2 separate regions of the Mus musculus genome follow, and region 2 is linked to region 1. The links are chromatin contacts, found by Hi-C or POLR2A ChIA-PET in ENCODE. All regions are on one chromosome and are shown on one strand. The core of a region is the stretch at or near the end of the contact, and the rest is flanking DNA. Distances in the headings are between cores, read along the strand shown. Region 1 holds the start of Fntb (farnesyltransferase, CAAX box, beta). Region 2 overlaps Fntb (farnesyltransferase, CAAX box, beta).

Region 1 (7,017 bases), core at 2,580-5,079:
ACACACACACATTTCTTTTCTAGAATAAAATTTGCAGTTGCTCTATGTGTCTCATGACAGATTCAACACTCGGTTACAAATCCCTTTCACCTATTTCTTCAATGACCCTACTTTTAAAATTGAAATGTTATGTTTCTATCTCTTACGCAAAGACGCTTTTTACATTAAAAGCTGAATCCTTCATCTGACCCAGACCTTATCAGACACCCGGCAGAACTAAGGGAAAGAGAAAACGTGAATATAGCAGGAAGTTCCTTAAGACCTTTTTAATACTTCATATCCATGGTCCTAACCACAGTCCCACATGTTTCCAGCTTTGGCAATCTTCTGGGCCTCTGGTACTACAGGTTTTCCCCTCATACCAAGATGGGCATGTGAAAGCCAGGTGGTGATAGCACACCTCTTTCATGCCAGCACTCTGGAGGAAGAGAAGATTTCTCAAGTTCGAAGGCAGCCTGGTCTACAGAGTGACTTTCAGGACAACCAGGGCTACACAGAGAAATCCTGTTTCAAAGAAACAAACAGGGAGCCGGGCATGGTGGCACACACCTTTAATCCCAGCACTTGAGAGGCAGAGGCAGGCAGAGTTCGAGGCCAGCCTGGTCTACAGAGTGAGTTCCAGGACAGCCAGGGCTACACAGAGAAAACAAAACAAAACCCCAAACATACAAACAAACAAACAGGGAGCTGGAGAGATGGCTCAGTGGTTAAGAGCACTGACTACTCTTTCAGAGATCCTGAGTTCACTTCCCAGCAACCACATTGTGGCTCACAAACATCAGTAATGGGATCTGATGCCTTCTTCTGGTGTGTCTGAAGACAGTGACAGTGTACTCACATACATGAAATAAATAAATAAATCTTTTAAAAAAGTAAGAAAATAGCCGGGCGTGGTGGCGCACACCTTTAATCCCAGCACTTGGGAGGCAGAGGCAGGTGAATCTCTGAGTTCGAGGCCAGCCTGGTCTACAAAGTGAGTTCCAGGATAGCCAGGGCTATACAGAGAAACCCTGTCTCGAAAAACCAAAAAAAAAAAAAAAAAAAAAAGTAAGAAAATTAAAAAGATGGACATATGATAGTGTATACCCATATGAAGCCTCCAGCACTGAGTCTCCATCTCACACTTGGAATCTGAGTACTGTTTGCCTCAGAAGGGAGAGATGACCAATTGTGTAATTCTATATAGGTATGATCTTAGACATGTGACTTGGGGTTGAATAGGAGAGTATTAAAATGTTCTGAGCAGGGAGTAGAGTACATGTGCCTTGTATGTGTTGTAGAGATCAAACTCAACCTTGCACACACTAGGTACTTCCACTGAGCTATACTACCAGCCCCGGGACATTTATTGTCTTTCCCCACAACCCCTCATCTTAAATAATTGAACCTTTTATCCTGATGGGGTTGTTTTTTTCCTTTCTCATGTGCACGTGGTGTGCATAGGTATGCATGGCTTTGTATGTTTGTGGGCACATGTTTGTATGTGCACGTGAAGGTCTGGGGTTGATGCTAGGAATCAGCCTTACCTGCTCTTCAACCTTAATCATTCCGGCAGGGTCTCTTAGGTAAACCCAGAACTCACTCACCCAGCTGTTCAGCTTGTTCTGGGTGCTCTCTGCCTTGGCCTTCTGAGGCTGGAGTTACAGACAGATAACACACCCACCCACCACTTATGTGGCTTCTTGGATCTGAACCCTGGTCCTCAAGCTTGTCCAACAAGTTGTATTGAACCACCCTCCTGCTCCTGGTTTAGTTCTGTTGATGTAAATCCTGGAAAAAATCCTTGTTTATTGCTGTCCAAATGTGGTAGGTTTTTCCTAAAGATTGAAGTGTGTGTGTGTGTATGTGTGTGTGTGTGTGTGTGTGTGTGTGTGTGTGCGTGCGCGCGCGCCTGAGTGTGTATATGTACCATGTGTGTGTGAAAGTCTGCAGAGACTAGGAGAGGGTGTTTAAAAGCCTAGAACTGGAGTTAAAAGAGTTACAGGTAGTTGTGAAATGTCACATGGGTTCTGGGAACCCAACCCAGGTCCTCTGCAAGAGCATCAAATATTCTTTACCAATGAGCCGTCTCTCCAGCCCCATAAAGATTTCAATTACACCTGTGTGTCTGTGTGTGGTTAGATGCACATGAGTACAGATGTACTTTAGAGGTCAAAAGAGGGCATTGGATCCCTGGAGCTGGAGATGAAGGCAGATGTGAGTGGCCAGTTAGGGTGATGGGAAATAAAAAGGTCCTCTGTAAGAGCAACAAGTGTTCTTCACCACTAAGCTGTCTCTCCAGCCTCACAGGGCTTTCCTAAAATCACCACTCTAACATTGTATTTGTGAGGTATATAAGGATATACTCATTCAAGGGTTATCAGAATTAACCGAAGCATGCACAAGTATATTTATGGCATGTTCCTTCAAATGCCGTTCTGTCTTCTTGCTGTCCTTCATTGTTTTGTTATAGATGGCTACTACTTTGGTTTTCAGCTTAAGAGACCTAAAGAAAGAAGGGTCTGGCTCAGCCACCAAATTTAATTAGAACTCAGTTTCTTCTGTCAGTTTCAAAGACATTTTTATTTTCTTTCCTTTCTAATTTCGAAAAATTTCATTCTGTGTGTGAGCCTGTATTTACTGTGCCTTCTCTTTTCTTTAAAGTTCTAGTTTGTTTCCTTTTTTTGTTTAATTGTTTCTGAAGAGAGAGAGAGAGAGAGAGAGAGAGAGAGAGAGAGAGAGAGAGAGAAGATGTGGAGTTGGGTGGATGGGGAAATTGGGAGGATTTGGGTGAGGGAAACTGTGATTTGAATATATTGCATGAAAAAATCATTTTCAAATATATACGTATGTATATATATATGAAACAGTAACATTAAAAACGTGTATGGGTATTTTGCCTGCATGTGCACATGTGCATTACTTGTGTGTATGTTGTCTGTGGAGGCCAGAAAAGGGCGTCAGATCCTCTGGACCTGGAGTTATGGGTGGCTGTAAGTCTCCAGGTGGCTGCTTGGAATCCTGTGGCGCTGCAGCCCCTGCTGAGCCACCCGTCCAGGCCTGACTCTATTATTATTTTCTGTCATACCATAATTGGAAGCTGTCAAATATTTATGTTCACTTATTTAATTCTGCCTATTCCTCAAAAATGAAATTCAGATGTAATCTAAGGAAAAGGGCATTGTAATTTTGTTCACTTCTGCATTCCTGGGCTCTGGCACGGAACAAGTAGCAGGAGCTCCATGAATATTTGTTGATATTTCTTTGGATGATGCATTTACACTCATTTCTTCTATGGTATTTTAGTTTCTTTTAGTTTCTGCCATTGCACTGTAACCTCCAAAGGAGAAAATTACAGTACTACATTTCTCTATCTCTGAGTATTGAGACCTGCAATTCTGCTAATGCACAGAAAAGCTGAGGCTTCTCCTAAGAGGCTGTCAAGGACCCAAAGGTGCATGGTAATTCTATTAGTTAATAGCGTGACTGAGGTACTCAAGAGAGATGTCAGAAATGCTTTTTTTTTTTTTTTTTTTTTTTAGGTTACATTCTTAGGGTTCTTGAACAGCTGAAATCGCAAGCTACTGCATTACAATTAGGCGAGAGCGAAACGTTGACGTTTTCTTTTTTATTATTTGCATAACGAACCGAGGCATCCTAGATCTCCTTTCTCCAGAAAGCTGATCTCCTGCAGCAGCTCATCTGTCCGACGGGGGGCGGCAGTATCCCAGTAACTCACTTCTTGAAGATGTGTAGGTGGGAGGAGAGATTCGCGTTCAAAATCTTTTTGACTCTACGGACTTTCCGTAGCGCCTTAGCCCGCTCGAGTTTCAATGCGCGTTGTTGCTGGATGAAGCTGAGTCCTATACAGCGCTCGCAGCTCTCCCGATCATGGCTTCTTCGAGTTCCTTCACCTATTATTGTCCTCCATCTTCCTCCCCTGTTTGGTCAGAACCGCTGTATAGTCTGAGACCTGAGCACGTGCGGGAGCGGTTGCAAGACGACTCAGTGGAAACAGTCACATCCATAGAACAGGTGAGGTGGCAGGACTGGGCGAGGCGCCCGCGCGGGGCCTTCTGGGAGTAGGAGTCCCTTTTGTAAGCCCGTCTCGGGGCAAAACTCTCCATGGAACTACAACTCCCGTAGTGCACTGCGCCCCCGCCCCCGAGCTCTAGGCGCCCAGACTGGGGCTTCCGAGTGGAGCGTTTTCGGGGCTTACTTGGGTAGGAGAGGGTTGTTGTCAGGGCTGGGTTTGGAGAACAGGACAGTACCCCTGATCTCTCTGCTTCGGACGTTGTAAAGGATCTTGTTTCGTGTCTGGAGTCCACAGCAGCCTGGGCGGACCAGGTAGTCCGCTCCGTTCTGTTTAGATGTCTTGAGGTTCTAGGACCGACCGCTCACTTTTCTTCACATGTTCGCAGTTTCCGGACATCTAGGGGATCGAACGGCCGGACTGTGGTCATGTCATCCCTAAATCGATTTAATTTCTGACCTATTGGGTCAGGTTGAGGCCTACCTCGTGGTGGGTAACCATTTGAGCACTTGCTGTTGAACGCTGGAAATACAGAAAAAGATAACAGCCCCTAGGCAAGAGCCTGGTTGGGCAAGACAGACTGGAAAACTGTATAGTTCGGAAAGCACAAAAAAGTATGGAGTTTGAACTGCTTGTGATTCACTAAGGCCTAGAGTGTACCAGACATGCCATTTTGAAAAGTGTTTTAAGGTGTGAGTAGTGAGTTGATAGCTTACATTTTTCTCACTCTCCATTTGGAATTGTTCCCAAATCGGTTGTTGTAGAGCTGTTTACCCATCTGTTACTAGAAGTGGTCAGGATGAGTCCTGTCGCTAAGGAATAGGCATTCAGCCACTTACTAAAATAAGATCTTACTAAGATCACTACTCAGGCTTAACTGTGGAGGGACCGGCTTCATCTTATCTTAAAGCTGTGAGCCTCTATTTAGGCAAAACTAGCAGCAAATAATGACTGTATAAAAATTTCAGTTTTTATGTGTGCGAATGTGTGTATGGCATGTGTTTGTACGTGTTGATACCAGGACACACAATATGTGGGTTCGGAAGATCCAACTGAAGTTGGCAGGCTTGCATAGGAAGCACCTCTACCCACTGAGCCATCTCTCTTGCCCTAAAGATTCATAACAGAACAAGGGATTGGACACATGGTTATTCACCTAGTAGCAGAGGGACTGTTTTAATCTTTGAGTCAATGCCTTGTGGGCTTTAGGGTAATAAAGGGAACTTTTTGGCTTCAGCTCTCTAACCTAGTTAACTGTGTCCCACAGAAGACTTTTATAAAACATTGCAAAGAAATCTTTCATCAGTGACAAAATCTTCAGAATCTTTGCAGGGTTTGGAGCAATTTGGGGTTTTTTGGTCTGTTTGTTTTTTCGAGCTAGGGTTTCTCTGTGTAGCATTGGCTGCCTGGAACTACTCCGTAGACCAGGCTGGCCTCGAACTCATAGAGATCTGACTGCCTCTGCCTCTCAAGTTCTGGGCTAGAACATGTGCCTCTACTACTTGGGTAGAGCGGTGTTTCTGTAGTTGATAAGACAACTACAAGCCTTTTCTTTTGAAGTTACAGGGTTAAACAGGACACACACACGTACACCATTTATATCTTTAACTGATCTGACTTAGAATAGCGGTTCTCAACCTTCCTAAAGCTGTGACCCTTACTATAGTTCTATAGTTCCACATGTTGTGGCCACTCCAACCATAAAGCTGTTTTAAAAAGCTTCACAACTGTAATCTTGCTACTGTTATGAATCATAATGTAAATAGCTTGTGTTTTCCAATAGTCTTAAGGCGACCCCTGTGACAGGGTGGTCATGACCCACAGGTTGAGAAACGCTGACTTAGCAGATAAGGGTATACAGGATGCTAATGAAGAAAACAGAATCAGAGTTAAGTCTGTCACTTACAAAACCATCTGTGTTGAGAGTTAACATCTCATCGTGAGTTTTCTGATCTGTTGTCTATTATATATACTGTTTTTCAGTAGACCGCTGAAGTTCCTTCCTTGCTTGGTTCCTATAAGGATAAAACAACTTAACTTCTGAGTAGGCATTACGAGCAATAAAAAAATGGACACAGGATGCTCTGAAAAGAGCCAGGCCAAGGCCAGGGCTGGGGAGGATGCTAAGTCCTGATAGGTCAGTGTAGAGTGTCTGTCAGATACAAGCCCAATGGTATGATAGTCTTATGTTTTATGTCAGTATCACAGCTCACATTAAAAAAAAAAATTTAATGTATATGAGTACACTGTAGCTGTCTTCAGACATATCAGAAGATGACATCAGATCTCATTACAGATGGTTGTGAGCCACTATGTGGTTGCCGGGAATTGAACTCAGGATCTTTGGAAGAGCAGTCAGTTATCTTAACTGCTGAGCCATCTCTGCAGCTCTCCAGCTCACATTTTAAAAGTCTAGGATGAAGAGTTGCAGTTAGGAGGAAGATGTACCGGCTGGTTTGTGTGTCAACTTGACACAAGCCAGAGTCATCAGCGAGGAAGTAGCCTCAGTTGAGGAAAAGATTCGGTGAGATCCTGCTGTGAGGCATTTTCTCAATTGGTGATCTATGGGGGAGGGCCCAGCCCATTGTGGGTGGGGCTATCCCTGGGCTGGTGGGGCTATCCCTGGGCTGCTGGTTCTAGGATCTATGGGGAAGCAGACTGAGCAGGTCAGGGAAGCAAGCCAATAAGCAGCACCCAATGGCCTCTGCATCAGCTCATGACGCCAGGTTCCGGCCCCGACTTCCTCCAATGATGAACTAAGATCTGGAAGTGTAAGTCTCCAAGGAAACCTTTTCCTCCCCAACTTGCTTTTTGGTCATGGTGTTTCATTGCAGCAATAGAAACCCTGCCTAAGACAGAAGATAACGCGGTATTTCATTCTTATGGCTTCCTCTGCATCTTACTAATCACCACAGTGACCATTCATTTGGTTCCAGCTGAGTGCTAAATGCTCTCCGAATGTTCTCCTGACAGTGTGTCACTCAGTCCTTAACACATGCTGACAG
Region 2 (7,017 bases), core at 1,838-4,337, 42 kb after region 1:
GTCTCATTCATTCTCTTTTAACAATAACCTCTCATTCTCGCCTCCCTGGGAAGGATGTCTTGTGATGAATGTGGATGGAGGAGATAATAAAGAATTAAGCCATTAACCCTTAGAATTCATATTTCTGTGACAGAGGGAAAATATGTCTTGTTTTTATAATCCAGACATTGCAACAAGCTTGCTTGCTTCCAGCTCTGGAAGTGGAGTTGGACTCAGTTTCTGCAGTCACAGGAATTTAATTGTCAAAATAAAGGCCAGGGTGTATTTGAAATACCAGTTGGGGGCTGGGGGGTTCTTTGGGAAGCCCCCCACCCAACGCCCGCACTGTCAGGATGTATGCTAGAATAGGAGGGATGCGTATTAGAGAAGGGATGGGAAGGAGGAGTTTGTGAGAGACCCGTGGAGGCCTGAGAGATGACACAGACCGCGTTGGGTACAGAGACAAGATGGCGGCTCCTGCAGTGGGAGCCCGTCACCAGCAGCTTCCTTTGTTTTTCTAGGTTGCACAGAAGGTCCTTTTTCAGGGCCACTTCTCTGAGAAAGTCAGTGTTAGCTGCTTTTGTGTCAGTATTAGATAGGAAGAGGGGCCGTGAGATGGCTCCGCAGGCACCTGCCTTGAAGTACAAAGGCCTGAGTGTGACCCGGGACACACAGGGTGGAAGGAGAGCTCCAGATGGGAGGAGAGGCCTCTTTAAAGACCTTGTCACAGTGAACAGCATCAGTGCCAAGGGATGCTTTAAATCTTACTTAAAGTAGCTGGGCATGGGGGTGCACGCCTTTAATCAGCTAAGTGGATCTCTGCGTTCGATGCCAGCCTGGTCTACATAGGGAGTTCAAGGCTAGCCAAAGCTATATAGTGAGACCTTATTGTTCCTTCTACTTCAAAAGTGGATATTTTGAAAATAGTCAATTTGTCTCAATTTCAAGAACCATTTTAATAATCAATGGCTAAGAGTTTATTTTACAACTGCCTTGAAAGTATTTAATTCATGGTTCTTCTGAGCATTGATTTAATAAACCTTATCTTTATTTTTTTAGTGTATTAACAGTTTTAGAGACAGATCTCACTTTGTAGACAGAAATTCACTATGTAGCCCAGGCTAGCTTCAAACTCATGGCGTCCTCCTGCTTCACTTTCTGAGTGCTGGGATTTCAGGTGTAAGTCACCATACCTGGCTTACTTTAATGAACTTTAAAGTCTAGTTTCTGTTTTTCAGTATGAGAGTGAATCTAGGGCTTTATGCATGTTGGGTAAGCCTACTATTAGGCTGTATACCACATCTTAATTTAATGAAGGAGTGTGTGTGTGTGTGTGTGTGTGTGTGTGTGTGTGTGTGAAAGAGAGAGAGAGAGAGAGTGGGAGGGAGGCAGACAGAGACAGAGAGAAAGACAGAGACAGAGAGATGCGTGTGTGCCCACACTTCTCACAGCAAGTGCTCTTACCCTCTCATTTGTATGATGAGTACATGAGTGTGTAGATCACTGGTGGGCATGCATGTACCACAGTGCCCATGTGGAAGCCAGGAGACAAGGTTTGGTAATTGTTCAGGCGCTCAGGCAGGGTCTGCTTCTTGCTTCTGAGGCTCAGCATACTTAGGCTGGTTGGCCCAGGAACTCCGGGGCGGCTCTGTGTCCACCCCCCAGCTCCATGCACGAGTGCTGGGTTCATGGATTTGAATCCTTATATCCAGCTTTTCACTGTCAGTCTATGTGACAAGTGCTTTTCCATCCTGAACTTATTTTCTTTCTTTCTCTCTTTCTCTCTTTCTCTCTTTCTCTCTTTCTCTCTTTCTCTCTTTCTCTCTTTCTCTCTTTCTCTCTTTCTCTCTTTCTCTCTTTCTCTCTTTCTCTCTTTCTCTCTTTCTCTCTTTCTCTCTTTCTTTTTTTTTTTTTTTAAGATTTATTTGTTATATATAAGTACACTGTAGCTGTCTTCAGACACCCCAGAAGAGGGCATCAGATCTCATCACGAGTGGTTTCAAGCCACCATGTGGTTTCTGGGATTTGAACTCAGGACCTTCAGAAGAACAGTCAGTGCTCTTAACCACTGAGCCATCTCTCCAGCCTCCACCCTGAACTTTCTTGATGGCCCCAGTTTAGTGAACTTTTAAATGGCTCAAGGCTTTCCTGTAGTGATGCTTTATTTTGTTTTGTCCTAAGCAGCAATTAATTGATGGCCCAGCTAATGCTTATTGGGAACAGAGCCTGGTAGCACTGACTGGAAGGAAATGACTATTTTTATTAGATCCAGAGAAATCTTACCGGTTTTTTTAAAAATGTAATGATTGTTTTTCAGACGATCTGAGCTAGGATAATGCCCTTTCATTTATTTATTTTATTTTTAGGTTTATCCTTTTATTCATTATTATACTCAAATGTCGATTCCCTACATTTTGAAAGATATTTATTTATTTGTTTGTTTGTAGACAGGGTCTCTCCAGCTACCCTGGAGCTCACTCTATAGAGCAAGCTGGCCTCGAACTCATAGAGCTAGATCCACCTCCTCTATCCCCCCAAGTGCTGAGATCAAAGACATGTACTTAACATATGCATTTACAAAAGTTATTTTTAGAAAAATAAAAATCAGGGCTGGAGAGATAGATTAGCCACTAAAGGGCAAGGGTCACAACCAAGACCTCAAGAGAAGTGACAGTCAGAGTCCATACACTATGAGAACTTGCACTTGAAAACCTAGATCCGTGTGGTTTGTTGTTGTTGTTTTTTTTTTTTTAATTTAAAATTTTTATTTTTTTGAAATAATTCTTAAGTTTTAAAATTAAAACATAATTACACCATTTGCCATTCCCTTTCCTCCCTCACCCCTCCGTGTCTCTTAGTCCTCAGATTTGCAGCTCTTTTTCGTTTTTCTTACACAAGGAAAGGGACCACTTTCAAATGTGGTTGGTCTGTTTGCCCTCCTACAAATACCCAGGTGACCTTGCAGGTGGGGTTCCAGCTCCAGCTCGGGGGCTTTGCTTTTGCTGCCCTTGTCCCTGTGCCACACACAGCTGCATATGCACAGAGGTTTGTCTCCTTTCCCCAGTCTGTTCTCTCTCCAGCTTATTTGTTTAGGGAACAAGTCGGGGTCCCTCTAGTGGACAGAATCACCGTTGGTTGACTTTCTGCGATGGCTGAGGAGGCCAGCAAGGCCAGGCCTTTAGTATTGCAGGTGTCAACTGTTTCAAGGATAATTAAGTCAGAGGTAGGGAATCTCCTAAGAGATTATGCATAAAATTATATGTGTGCTCACATAAAACGAATGAGTGAGTTTTGGAGTGGACACCTGCTTGGCTTAGCATTGAAGGAAACTTCTTTAATGTGATTCCCATGCTCAGCTACTAACCTTTCCCCCACCCCCTTCACAGAGCAAAGTGAGAACCACAGGGAGCCCGGTGTACGGTTGAAACGGGGCTTTTAAGTCCGGGATGTAGTTCTATGATAGAGTGCTTGCCTAACATGCAGAAAGCCTTAGGTTCAGTCCCCAGTGTCGCATAAACTGGGTGTGGTGGTGCATGTCTGTAATCCCAGACCTGAGGAGATGGATGCAAAAGGATCAGAAATTTAAGGTTATCCTTGGCTACATAAGTCTGAGGCCATCCTGGGCTACCAGAGACACTGTTATGCAAGAATGACCTGAACTTCTGATCCATCTCCCTTTACCTTTGAAATGGGAGGATTACAGGCGTGTGCCACCATGTCATTTTAATGTGCCGGTGAGTTTAGCATAGGGAAACTTCCTATGCTAAGCAAGCACTCTACCATGTGAGCTGCAACCCCAGCCCCTCCTTTAAAATTAAAATTAAAGTATAGGTCATATGACTCCTTACCTTTCAGTGGTGACATCATACCCAATATTCTGGGTACTTTTCTGGGCCAGGTTCTGTTGGCATCTAGTGGGCACAGGCCAAGGAGGCTATGGGGTAAATCTCAAAACAGGAAACTGACCATGACAGTCGTGCCAATGGGGAGAAACCCTGCTCTGCATAACACACTTGAAACTTGACTGTGCTTTCCAAACAGCTGCTGTCTGGATGGGTTTAGCAAAGACGGTGGGTAGCTCTGGCCTCTGGTCGTTGTTGGGCTCCACCTGGTTGAGGCAGTAGCCCTGTGTTACACTGAGCTATCGCTGCTTTGTAGACTAAGCTCTGGAGGAAGTATTACTGGAAGAAGCCAGCATCCGCCCAGCAGCTCCTCCTAAGTAAGTCAGCTCATGGCTGACTGTATTCCCTCCCAAACTGCCGTCGTCCTTGGAACTTGGTCTGGGCCTGAAGTCTCTGTGGTAACCTGTTCTGGTGCTCACGTTTTATTTTGCTTTATTGGTTGTTGTTGTTGTTGTGTGTTGGAAATTATACCCAGGCTTTTGTGCTTGCTGGGCAAAAATCTACCACCAAGCCACACATCCCAAGACCAGAAATTTTTTTAAAATTTATTTATTCTTATGTGCATTGGTGTTCTGCTTGCATGTCTGTGTGAGCACCAGAGCCTCTGGAACTGGAGTTACCGAGAGTTGTGAGCTGCCATGTGGGTGCTGGGAGTTGAACCGGGGTCCTCTAGTAGAACAGTCTGTACTCTTAACTGCGCAGCCATCTCTCCAGCCCCAGAAATATTTTTAAAGTCTAATCTAAGCTGTTCTTACTATAGACAAGTCTCACTATTTGTTATTTACTAGAGTTTGAACTAGGAAGAAAGCAGCTGGGTGTCTTCCTCGCTGTGTTTGCCATAATTTTAATCCTTTTAATAGTTTGCTCCCATTCCCACTTTAGTATTTTTTTTTTAAATATTTAGCTATTTTTACAAGTATAATCTGAATTTTCTTAGTTGGAAAAAATGAGGCTAGAGCCAGGTGCAGTTCTTCGCAATGCTGTGTTGCCACCTTGAATGGGAATACTATTGAACTATCCGTATCTCACAGCCCTAGGCACCAGGCCCTCCTCTACTGTGTGCCCAGTCCTGTCTGAGCTGGTATTTAGACGATTCCCTTCCCCCAGCACTGACCCCAGCATGCTATTTGCTAGTTGTACCTACTTCATTTGTTTTACTCTCACTGGGCTCTGATTTATTTCCTGCTTGTTTGACATTAATTACATAGTTTTGGATCCTTCATCATCCCCACTGGCGACAGTTTTGTTCTGAGTCTAGGTTAGCCTAACCATTACAAGAAATGCAAGGAGACCAACAATAGGGTCAGTGCGGTGGCTCAGCCAGTAAAGGCCTTTACCCAGAAGCCTGATGACCTGAGTCTGATCCCTGGGACCCCTGTGAAGTTGGGAGGGCAGAGCCAAGTGCACAGAGATGTCCTCCGTCTTCCACATACCTGGTGGACATCATACACACATGTACTGCTTAAACTATAATAAATGTCTGGTGGACATCATACACTCAAACTATAATAAATGAAATTTAAAAACTAAGGCCAAAATACTCTTCCCTTGAACTTGATTCTCTTAGAAGTTTTATATTCTCTATAGTGGTTGAGTGTCAGAGAAGCAGTATTCAATAGAATGTCCACAATAATGGGGAGATTCTGTGGCTTATGTGTGACCCAGTACCGTCACCACTAGCTAAATATATAGTTACTGAGCACTGGAAATGTGGCTTGTGAGACTGAGGAGCTAAAATTTTTATTTTAATTAATTTGACTTAAGATTTAAGTTGCCCCCGTCACTAAGGTTGCCTGTTGGACCAGACAGGTGTTTGCCAAAAGGTGGTTCTCAGGCCAGCAGCATCGAGTTATCCTGGGACTTCCTTGTCAGAAGAACAATGTGCTGCTGACTGTGGTAGCTCATGGTAGTTTCAGTACAGTACTGAGGAGGCTGAAGCAGGAGGATTGCTGCAAGCTCAAGGCTAATTTGGCCTTTGTAGTGAGTTATAGGCCAGCCTGGGCTATAGGCCCTTTAAACAAAACAAAACTAAACTGGACATGGTAGTGCACACAACTGATCCTAGCACTCAGAAGGCAGAGGCAGACTGATCTGTGAGTTCAAGTTCAGCTTGGTCTACATAATGAGACCCAAGCCACCTGGAGTTACATGGTAAGACCTGTCTTAAAAAAACAAAACAAAACAAAAACAACAGACAAACAAAACTAAACCAAAGATCCACAGGGCATTGTACACACGTAAGCCTAAGAAGGAATGGTTTTTGGGTGAGCATTGGATTAATGTGGAGAGTTAAAAACTTGCATCTGCCCTCACTGATTCACATTTAAGTGGTACTAGGTATGGGTTTGTTGTTGTTAAATATCCCCTGAAGTAATTTTAATGGTGCAGCAAAGATGGGCGGTGCTCAGCATTTGTGGGTATCCAAGTCACCTGGGCCTCTGGTAATGGCACAGACGCTTCATCTTCAGGAAAGCCAGGCTTTATTACTACGTTGATTCCGGTGCACATGGTTTGGGTTTGAAAATCTTTCATCTGCAAGAGGGTTTCCCACTTTGCTGGTCATTGATATGTGTAGAAAATATTTCAGGGACTTCTACCCGGCCTTTGACCATTCAGTTCCTGGAATAAAGACCTTTACAGCACTAAGGCTACCTTCTATGCTATTAAAATCTATTTCCTATCGATAACCCCGAGTTATTACTATGTTTTATCTGGGCTGCTCTTAATTCCAATTGGCCAGCCCTCGTAACCATGCTTGCTTGCTTTCGTTCGTCCTTCCCTTCCCCTTCCCCTTCCCCTTCCCCTTCCCCTTCCCCTTCCCCTTCCCCTTCCCCTTCCCCTTCCCCTTCCCTTCCCCTCCCCTTCCCCCTTCCCCTCCCCTTCCCCCTTCCCTTCCCTCTTCCCCCTTCCCCCTTCCCTTCCCCTCCCCTTCCCCCTTCTTCCCCCTTCTTCCCCCTTCTTCCCCCTTCTTCCCCCTTCTTCCCCCTTCCCCCTTCCCCCTTCCCCCTTCCCTGGAACTCACTTTGTAGAAGACCAGGCTGGCCTCGAACTCAGAAATCCGCCTACCTCCTGGGATTAAAGGTGTGTGCCACCACTCCCCAGCCATGCTTTCTTGATTCCTAACTCATGGTGTCTT

Evidence for each region. A loop is a pair of places that touch in the nucleus more often than their neighbours do. ChIA-PET counts read pairs that join two places held with the same protein, here RNA polymerase II (POLR2A).
Region 2: a map of gastrocnemius shows a loop between it and region 1 (8-fold over the local background). The contact joins the enhancer-like site here to the promoter of Fntb in region 1. A Hi-C loop is called at or near these places in 18 of 37 maps with a recorded cell type or tissue (Patski, adrenal gland, gastrocnemius and 4 more). POLR2A ChIA-PET finds 5 or more read pairs at or near these places in 4 of 5 experiments (Patski and embryonic stem cell).

Annotation. Positions count from the first base shown.
Region 1 is chr12:76,833,638-76,840,654 of GRCm38, forward strand. Fntb (farnesyltransferase, CAAX box, beta) reads left to right here and starts at 3,830. Exons shown (of 12, transcript NM_145927.2): 1 at 3,830-4,014. The coding sequence starts at 3,871.
Region 2 is chr12:76,876,378-76,883,394 of GRCm38, forward strand. The region is part of intron 4 of Fntb (farnesyltransferase, CAAX box, beta); the gene reads left to right. Among named protein-coding and RNA genes, the nearest start is that of Gm46357, 12 kb to the left of the region's middle. Within about 2 kb of position 3,088, at least 1 of the 3 ENCODE cell types and tissues checked has a DNase peak (open chromatin) inside an H3K27ac peak, as active enhancers do; it is gastrocnemius, where a contact is called at or near this core.